Regions from separate parts of the Homo sapiens genome. Here regions 1 and 2 are each linked to region 3. Evidence: chromatin contacts called from ENCODE Hi-C or POLR2A ChIA-PET data. All regions are on one chromosome and are shown on one strand. The core of a region is the stretch at or near the end of the contact, and the rest is flanking DNA. Distances in the headings are between cores, read along the strand shown.

Region 1 (2,882 bases), core at 101-2,600, 5.9 Mb before region 3:
CATTTCCTGACCAGCTTGCCACCACCACCACCTCCTTCTCTCTGCCCTCCAGCACCTACTTGACTGCACTTAGTGAAGGGAGTCATGTTCTGAGTTCCCTGAGTCAGGCACAGGTCCCACTCTGAGTTGGTGTTTGTCTCCACGGCCTCATTCTCGGTGTCTTACATGCAGCAGTGCCCTGAACATGTAGAAACAAGTCTTTAGGTGTTTGTCTCCCACAGCAAAAGTCTTTTCACCCCATGGGCTTGGCAGGCGAGCCTGTGCACTGATGGATTGCTGGGTGGTTTGCTTCAACCTTGCTGATCTAGGGAGGCCACAGGGCCCAGCCCAGTCCTCCTGAGGTCTGGAGGCACAGCACCTTGGACTCCCTGGGTTCTTGTTCACATTGGGAATACTAGTGTAGACTGGGCCCAGACTCTCCACGTTTGTTTGCAACTAGCTGAGGAAGAGGCTCTGATGTGCTCTTACCAGGGGCATATAAAAGGATTCTGTGTATAGACATTTCATGTAGACTTAGATTTTCAGAAACAGGCCTGTCATGATGATCAGGGTATGGGTATAGGACACGTGCACTATGCCTGCTTTGGCCTAGCATCCTCCCTTGAGTGGGCAGCTTCACCTTCAATGGCAGAGGGAAGTAGGTTGGGACATCAACTTGGAAGTCAAGGTGCCAGGCCTCCTTTTGCCTAGCCATTTGAGAAGTGGGGGTGGGGTGGGTAGCAGGTGTGGGGTGAGTGGCAGGTGTGGGTGACCAGGCCCTGCCTCACCTAGGTGGGCAGGTGTTGCCCTGAGGCTGCTGGTGCAGTTGAATGAGCTGCCTGATGAATCATTCTGAAAATCTCTCATGGGTGCTGGGCGTGGTGGCTCATGCCTGTGATCCTAGCACTTTGGGAGCCCGAGGCAGTAGGATGGCTTAAGCAGGAGTTTGAGACCAGCCTGGGCAACATAGGGAGACCCCATCTCCCTATGTAGCTGGGACTGCAGGTGTGCACTGAGGTAGGAGGATCACTTGAGCCCAGGAGGTCAAGGCTGCAGTGAGCTGTGACGGTGCCACTGCACTCCAGCCTGGGTCACAGAGTGAGGCCCTGTCTCAAAAACGTAAAAGTGAAAATCTCCAATGGGGCCCAAGGCCTGAATGTTTTGTTTGCTTTTTTTTTGTTCCTCCAAGAAGGACCACAAACTCTATGTTTCAGTTACTTGAAGCCAGTTATTTTGTAGTATCTCCCTTAATTTAAGTTTGTTTGTTGTTTCCTCATGGTTAGCTGCAAGTTTTGCAGTTTTGTAAGGAATACTGCGGAAATGGTGAGTTCTAGGTGCATCCCCTTGGGAGGCACATGATGTGGGTCTGAGTCATTACCGGTGATATTGACAATGATCGCTTGCTTATGGTGATGTCTGCTGGGTTTCTCCCCTCTAAGTTACTATTTTGTTCTTTGTAAGTGTCCTGTGGGGAGATACTTTGAGATTATGCAAATACAGTATGCTATTTCACATCAAACTCATGACTGGTTTTAGGACCCATTGCAGATTCTTGGCACAGTCGGTTGTTTCTGTCATGGGTGTTGAATGCGATGATTTAATTCCATAATTCCTTCTACATTTATCATTTAACTATACAGAACTGCTGTAGCTATGTATCATTGTGCTACACATAACTTTTCCTTCTTTCCTGTTTATTTATCTCTGTGTGTGTATTAGAATGGGCTCATGAATTCTTATTTTATTCAATGAGTTAAAATCCGTTGTTATTATTGTTTATTTTGCCGCTCAGATTGTTCCAGATTTGGCCAGTGGGGGCTTTTTCAAGCTGCTGTGAATGACAGCTCTTCAAAACATGCATTTCCAAGTCTATCACAGTTCTGTTGAACTAGTTGCCATATGATTCTGGAGGCAGCTCCTGAGCCGTTCTGCTGTCCTGTGGAGCATGGCGTCAGTCACAGTAGGCCCATGGTTTTTAGTGTGCACCTTGTGAAGCCTTCCTTTCCCCCAGCCACCTGAAGATAAAAGTGTCCTGCTCTGCCTGCTTCCATGTTGGGTTTCTGGGTCAGAGTTTCTTTGAACAAAGCCTCCTGTAGCTTAAAAAATAATAAAAATAGTAAGCTTGGAAGTCACTGGACTAGGTGACCTCCATTCCAGGCCCAGTGCTTCTCCCACTGAGGACTCCCCTGACTCAAATCCACCCACTCTGCTGCTTTCCTGATGACAGCACTGAGGTAGACAGAGGCCTCCTCTCACCAGGTTAATGAGGAGGCCCCTCGGTGTCCTGAAACTTGGCAGGTTTTGGGTTGTGAGTTTTTGGTGGTGGAAATTCACAGTGTTTCAGTCACTAAGATCAGGGTTTTTACAGGATGCCAGGCACTGAGACCCTCAGACCCTTTGGAGAGCCTGGTGGAGCTCAGAGCTGGGGCCCAGCCTCTCCTGCACCTGCATGTGGAGGCCATCCAGGGCTGGCGGTCAGGGGCTTGATGGCCTTGGAAGCTGGGGGCCCACCTTCCCCACACTGTGCCAGGGCAGTGTTTGTCACCCTGTGATAAAGGAGGGGATCCAGCCCCCCTGACGTTGTGCAGCTGTGTAGTGACTTCCCACAGTAAAGAGTCAAACTTCTTCACTCCAGTGAGCGGTTGCTGCCACCATGATGGGTTTTTTTTTTTTTTTTAAATTAAAGTTTTTTTTTTTCTTTTTTGTTGGAAACCACAGGTTCACATGCCACGGTGTCTGATTTTGCAGTGTTTCTGGTGGCCCCTGGATTTGGCGTTTGGGTTAATGAGGGAATGGGTCAGGGATGTGCATGGACAGTTCTGGCTCTAAGGGGTGAGTCAGAGAGAGCCGAGCCCCTCCTTCCATCCTCAGAGGGTGAGATTGCTGTGGGCAGCTGAGCAGCC
Region 2 (3,257 bases), core at 513-3,012, 6.2 Mb before region 3:
GTGGAGAATGCTAGGCCAGACAGGGGAGGGAGGGCATTCCAGTAAGACAGAGAGCATGAGCTTAGCATGAGCTAAGCCAGAAAGACGGTTCAGGAGAAGTGCATTTCAACTTTAGCTGAACCTTCCACTGCTACTATTTATTGACCCTTACACCTGATTATTTATGACCCAGGCCTGCCTCACACACTTTATGGCTAATGTGGGTGACACCCATCTGGGATACACAAGTGTGGTGCAGCAGTCACCACCTGTTCTGACTGGTCCGTACCTGAGCTCTGTATTGTTATTAAATAAATGAATGCACTGAATCTCACAAGCCTGTGAGGCAGGGATTACTATTACCCCCATTTTACAGATGAAAAACCAAAGCACAGACAATAGTCAAAGAAAAGATAGCAAGGTATGCAGGAGCCTGAAGTAGTGGGCACCCAATGCCAGGGCAACAAACTGCCCTGGCACCTCACCTGGCCTCTCTTATCAGGGAACACCTTGCAGCACAAAGAATGCCTTGAGGAAAGGGGCCCTGTTAATCCCCTGGAATCCCCAACAATTGACTGCCGCATAAAAGGAATGAGGAAAGCAATGAGAGCCAGTGAAGGGTGAGCATACCAGGCCCTGCCCTGCAAACCTAGTCCCTGTTGCGTGGGCAGGGCAGGGCAGGGCAGGGCAGGGGCTCGGCCTCACAGCTCCACTCCATGCCCAGCGCAGAGAACAGAGGGGAGAGCTACCACAAACGCCGAATCTCTACAGAGAGGTCAAGGATTGGAGGGCAGAGACAGAAATGCCCCGGGCTGACTGTTTCCAGCTTGGGCTAGCACTGGCTGGCTTAACTTTTCCCCTCCAAAGTCTCTAGGTAACAAACTTCGCGTGTCTCCTTTAAACCAACAGACCATTTTACCTAAGTCTTAAGGGCCTGGCCTGCACCCATGGGAGATACAAGTCCAGGAATCCCTTCCTGAAACTGGGGATCAAGGTTGGGGAAGGGGCGAAGGCACGCACAGCACCTGGGATGGCTCCCGCATTCCCTCAAACACTGGGGAGAGTTCCTTACAAATAAACTGCAATGGTAGCAGCTCCCAGGAATGTGCGTGCTCCCAGTTTCGGAGGAAAGTTCCTGAAGATAGCCTTCTCTGCTTAATCTCCCCAAGCCTCGCCTAGAAGGGCGCGCGCACCCTGGAGGGCTCCGCAGGGCTGCGGGGCCGGGCCTCCGGCACCCCTCCCGCCACCCGTTGCCTCCTGCGCCCAGGGTCACGGCCCCTGGCCCTACCCAGGCCCAGACTGAGACCCCGACCCCTGAGCCCGGGGGGACGGCGAGTGCACCCCGACCACACATGAGGGAGCAGCCCCAGACGCCGAGGCTGATCTAGGGGGCTGCCAGGCCGACACGGCCCGCCCGCGACCCGCCGACGCCCTCCCCTGCCCCCCACCCCCACGCCTGTAGTGCAACCAGGAAGCCGCAGGGCCGCGCTGGGCTGGGCGCCAGGCAGCCCCGGGCCTCACCCGCGGCGCCGCGGTGCACTGCCGCCGCCTGGTCCCAGGCCCCCAGCCGGCTCGGGACCCTCACTCACCTGGCCACGGGGACTCCGGACGCGAGGGGCGAAATGGGACGTGGGCGGGAGTGGCTCTCTCCGCGGGCGTCCCGGGCGCGGCGCCTGGGTTCTGCCTAGGGGCTGGGTCCCACTCCCGCTCGCGGGGCCCGCGGGGCACTCGGGGCACTGGGGAGCCGCGGGCGCAGCAGCCGTCAGCGCCGGGCGGAAAACTCCGCGGGCGCGGCTGCCCCAGGTGCCAGAGGCAGTGCAAGGGAGGGGCGGGGCCTGAGCGCGGCCCCGCCCCCAAGATGAGGACTGGGCACGGCGGGCCCGCGAGGAGCAGCAGCCTTCCGGCTGCGGAGCTGCTCCAGGAAGTCTCGGGCTCCGGAGGTCCCTCTGCCGCCCCTAACCCCTGCGGCGCCCAGTGCCGCGCAGAGCCGCATTCGCCCTCCTGCAGGGGTGGGCATTTCCTAAGTCCTCTCCAGCCCCGTGTGCGTCGGTTAGTGACTCTCTTTAAGGTCGAGAAAACTTTTTACACTGAAAAGGTCAAACGCATTTCCTTTATAGCAACACTCGGTGGTGGTGGAGGGGGGAAGGTCACGCACAGTATGTGAGGAAGGGAGCGGTCAGTGACTATCGTGGAGAAACCTGACAAACCACCCAGCCGTCAAGGTGACCTCGACAGGGGTAAATCATACTGATTGCATGCACCGCTTGTGGTCTTCCTCCCAAGAACACCTAACCCCACTGTAATCATGAGGAAAACATCACAAATCAATTGAGGCCCTTGCCATATACATGACCAGTACTCCTGAAAACTAGCAAGGTCATCAAAAACAAGGAAAGTCTAGGACACTGTCACAGCCAAGAGGAACCCACGGAGATATAAAAATGACTTAAGATGTTAATAATAGGAAAAGCCCGGGTTTATGAGAATTCCCTGTATTCACACTTTTTCTGTAAATCTAAAGATGTTCTAAAAATAAAGCATATTTTTAAAAGGTCACCCAGGTAATATATGCATATATGGTAGGTATACAATTTTTTTTTTTAATGAGTGGTGGCTGACGCCTGTAATCTCAGCACTTTGGAAGGCCAAGACAGGAGGATGGCTTGAAGACAGGGCTTCCAGACTAGCCTGGGCAACATAGTGAGACCCAGTCTCTAAAAAACTAAAAATAAAAAATTCAAAAAATGAGTAAAAATTGAGATTCACTCTTCCCTCCACTCCCCCAGCCCACTCTTAGGTGTGTCCTTCCAAATATCTCTCTTTAACACTGTGTGTGTGTGTTTACATAAACGTATTGTTTACAAAACGATATTGCAGTACTTTTCTGCAACATGTTTTTTTACTCACTATATCTTGGAGGGTCTTTCCATACAAGTGCTCCTGAACAGACCTGGTTCTTCCCATCCACTGCACACTGCGCGCCATCGTGCGCTTCACCATTCTTCATTACCTAGCTCCTTACTGAAGGACATTTAGGTTGTTGCCTATGTTTGGCTGTTACAAACAAGCTGCTGGTTCGATTTTCCTTTTTTTTTTTTTTTTTCTGAGACGGAGTCTCGATCTGTCGCCCAGGCTGGAGTGCAGTGGCGCGATCTCGGCTCACTGCAACTTCCGCCTCCCGGGTTCAAGCGATTCTCCTGCCTCGGCCTCCTGAGTTGCTGGATCTACAGATGCCCACCACCACGCCCGGCTAATTTTCATTTTTAGTAGAGACGGGG
Region 3 (3,274 bases), core at 296-2,795:
ATAGTGAGACCCCATCTCTACAAAAAGTAAAATGTTAGTCAGGCGTGGTGGTGCATGCGTGTAATTTCAGCTACTCAGGAGGCTGAGGTAGGAGGATTGCTTGAGCCCAGGGATGTTGAGGCTGCAGTGAGCTATGATCACACCACTGCACCCCAGCCTGGGTGACAGAGCAAGACTCTGTCTTAAAAAAAAAAAAAAAAGGAAATCAGGCCTTTGTGGGCTGTCTGCACCTGGCACTGTTCCTTGTAAAGAGGTTGGTTGTTCTTTTTTTTCCCCATGCCAAGCTGTATACACCTGTGGCTCACCCTTAGTACATTATATCACCGTACTCATCATTTGACCAGATAGAAGAAGATTTGATTAAAATGCCATCATGTTAATTTGCTGTGTATGAGACACCTACATGCTCCGCTATAAACAATTCATACACTTCCAGGCAGTGTCCAGAGTAAACCTGTTGTTTCTTTACAAACTTCACACTGCCTTGAAAATTAGGTAAGAGTTTGTCTGTTCACACATTATGAACTCTTGATGCATAGACCTGGAAACCCAAAATTGAAACATAAACTCTTCTGTAAGTATCTAAAAATTGAAGACAGTCCAGGCACGGTGGCTCACAAACTGTAATCCCAGCACTTTGGGAGGCAGAGGCAGGCAGATCACTTGAGGTCTGGAGTTCGAGACCAGCCTGACCAACATGGAGAAACCCCGTCTCTACTAGAAATACAAAAATTAGCCAGGCATAGTTGTGGGCACCTGTAATCCCAGCTACTCTACTCAAGAGGCTGAAACATGAGAATTGCTTGAACCCGGGAAGCAGAGGCTGCAGTGAACCAAGATCACACCACTGCACTCCAGCCTGGGCGACAAAGCCAGACTCCGTCTCTAAATAAATAAATAAATAATTGAAGACTGCCAGGCACATTCTAAGTGCTCAGTAAATGTTCACAATTAAAATTAAAAACATTCCTCAGAACATCATCCGGGGCTGGAGAGGTGTGATCAGGCAGTCGTTGGAACAGTAACAGGTGCTGAAGTAAGATGGTTTGCTTTACTCCATTTTAGTTTCTCTTGTGTATGGGTTCTCTGCGTCACTCTTACAACCCTAAAAATAAATGCTATATTTAATATTAGTCCACTTTAACTATTTCTGTCTGGACATGGTGGATTGTGCAGTAATTCATGCTTACCATTTCAGAAACTGTTCAGTGATCCAAAGGTTAAATGCAGGATGTGGTTTCTGCAGACTCTGGCATATATACAGCGCATGTTCAGTGCAGGCGAGCTATTTTTATGAAAGCTATGCTTAAATTTTCTCCTTGGATGACAGTAACATAAAACAGAAGAAGTTAGAGTAGCAATATGTGCTTATGTAATATTTGGTTTGTCTTGTTTTATTTTCCATGGGGTGCTATGTAAGTACAGTACTGACAACTATAGTACTGAAACCCTGCAAATTTACTTTTTATTATTTCAGTTTAGTTACCAAAAATTATGTGATGCATCACATGACCAATCATGCAAAAATTCGTGCTTAAGTGCCTCAGAAACTTCTCCATGGTCTAAAGGTTCAACTCAGGATGTGGTTTCCACCCCAAAGCCAGTCCCAGCTGCCACTCACTTTATTTTTTTCTTTTTTTTTTTTAAGAGTTGGGGTCTCCGCCGGGTGCAGTGGCTCACACCTGTAATCCCAGCATTTTGGGAGGCCGAGGTGGGCGGATCACCCAAGGTCAGGAGTTTGAGCCCAGCCTGGCCAACATGGTGAAACCCTGTTTCTACTAAAAATACAAAAATTAGCCGGGCATGGTGACGTGTGCCTGTAATCCCAGCTACTCGGGAGGCTGAGGCAGGAGAATCGCTTGATCCCAGGAGGCGGAGGTTGCAGTGAGCCAAGATGGCGCCATTGCACTCCAGCCTGGGCATCGCAGCGAGACCCCGTCTCAAAAAAAAAAAAAAAAGGAGCTGGGGTCTCGTTCTGTCACCCAGGCTGGAGTGCAGTGGCACAGTCATGGCTCACTGCAACCTCAACCTCCTGGGCTCGAGCAGTCCTCCTTCCTCAGCCTCCAAAGAAGTTGGGACTACAGGATCATGCCACCATGCCTGATTAAATCTTTTTTAAATTATTTTTTGAAGAGACAGGGTCTTGCTATCCTACCCAGGTTTGTCTCAAACTCTTAGCCTCAAGTGCTCCTCCTGCCTCAGCCACCCTAGCCTCTGGGATTTTAGACACAAGCCACTGTGCCTGGCCCCTCACTTTCCTTTTATGGCTTGAGTTTTATCTCTATCGAAGTAATAAGTGTGCTTATCTTTAAAAATCAAACGTTTTACAGTGAAAATGCTTACAATTAAAAATAATGGTCCCCTAGCTCTGCAGTTCCCCATTGAGCTCTGTTCCTGGGAAGCACCCACTTCCAGCCCTGGCACCTGCTTTTTTTCTGCCAGTTGATTTAACTCCATATTTTTATTTTATTATTATCATTATTTTTATTTTATTTTATTTTATTTTTGAGTCGGAGTCTCGCTCTGTTGCCCAGGCTGGAGTGCATTGGTGTGATCTCAGCTTACTGCAACCTCTGCCTCTCTTCAAGCAATTCTCCTGCCTCAGCCACCTGAGTAGCTGGGATTACAGGCGCCCGCCACCACAGCTGGCTAATTTTTGTATTTTTAGTAGAGACGGGGTTTCACCATGTTGGTCAGGCTGCTCTCGAACTCCTGATCTTGTGATCCACCTGCCTTGGCCTCCCAAAGTGCTAGGATTACAGTCATGAGCCACCGCGCCCGGCCTTAACTCCATTTTTTTTTTTTCAAGTTGGAGTCTCGCTCTGTTGCCCAGGCTGGAGTGCAGTGGCACAATCTCGGCTCACTGCAAGCTCCACCTCCCGGGTTCACGCCATTCTCCTGCCTCAGCCTCCAGAGTAGCTGGGACTACAGGTGCCCGCCACCACGCCCGGCTAATTTTTTGTATTTTTAGTAGAGACGGGGTTTCACCGTGTTAGCCAGGATGGTCTCGATCTCCTGACCTCGTGATCCTCCTGCCTCGGCCTCCTAAAGTGCTGGAATTACAGGTGTGAGCCACCAGCCCGGCCAACTCCATATTTTTAAACAATATGCTTATACTGCTCTTTCTTGACTTTTCCATTGACTGTCTGCCCTAGAAGACTGGAATTTTCCTCTCCTGTGCTGCACACATATCTCCCCAATAAAGCTCTATCACAAGTTTCGGTGAGATCAATACTCAGTATTCAACATTCATGATTACAGCTGTGTAAATATT

The links. A loop is a pair of places that touch in the nucleus more often than their neighbours do. ChIA-PET counts read pairs that join two places held with the same protein, here RNA polymerase II (POLR2A). Pooled maps may share reads with other maps.
Region 1: a map of OCI-LY7 shows a loop between it and region 3 (10-fold over the local background). The contact joins two enhancer-like sites. A Hi-C loop is called at or near these places in 1 of 168 maps with a recorded cell type or tissue (OCI-LY7) and 2 of 50 pooled maps. POLR2A ChIA-PET finds 5 or more read pairs at or near these places in 2 of 52 experiments (B cell and OCI-LY7).
Region 2: a pooled map shows a loop between it and region 3 (5-fold over the local background). The contact joins the promoter of ANXA11 here to the enhancer-like site in region 3. A Hi-C loop is called at or near these places in 1 of 37 single-sample maps with no recorded cell type and 3 of 50 pooled maps. POLR2A ChIA-PET finds 5 or more read pairs at or near these places in 1 of 52 experiments (BJ).

Annotation. Positions count from the first base shown.
Region 1 is chr10:80,471,046-80,473,927 of GRCh38, forward strand. The region is part of intron 1 of TSPAN14 (tetraspanin 14); the gene reads left to right. Among named protein-coding and RNA genes, the nearest start is that of TSPAN14, 18 kb to the left of the region's middle. RefSeq lists enhancers at 198-437, 448-517, 1,218-1,447, 2,080-2,129. Within about 2 kb of position 1,351, at least 15 of the 41 ENCODE cell types and tissues checked have a DNase peak (open chromatin) inside an H3K27ac peak, as active enhancers do; they include B cell and OCI-LY7, where a contact is called at or near this core.
Region 2 is chr10:80,203,775-80,207,031 of GRCh38, forward strand. ANXA11 (annexin A11) reads right to left here and starts at 1,763. Exons shown (of 16, transcript NM_145868.2): 1 at 1,569-1,763. RefSeq lists enhancers at 42-121, 2,761-3,257, 3,173-3,257 and a silencer at 1,107-1,986.
Region 3 is chr10:86,412,071-86,415,344 of GRCh38, forward strand. No RefSeq gene overlaps it. Among named protein-coding and RNA genes, the nearest start is that of GRID1, 47 kb to the left of the region's middle. RefSeq lists enhancers at 656-1,005, 2,006-2,055. Within about 2 kb of position 1,546, at least 5 of the 41 ENCODE cell types and tissues checked have a DNase peak (open chromatin) inside an H3K27ac peak, as active enhancers do; they include B cell and OCI-LY7, where a contact is called at or near this core.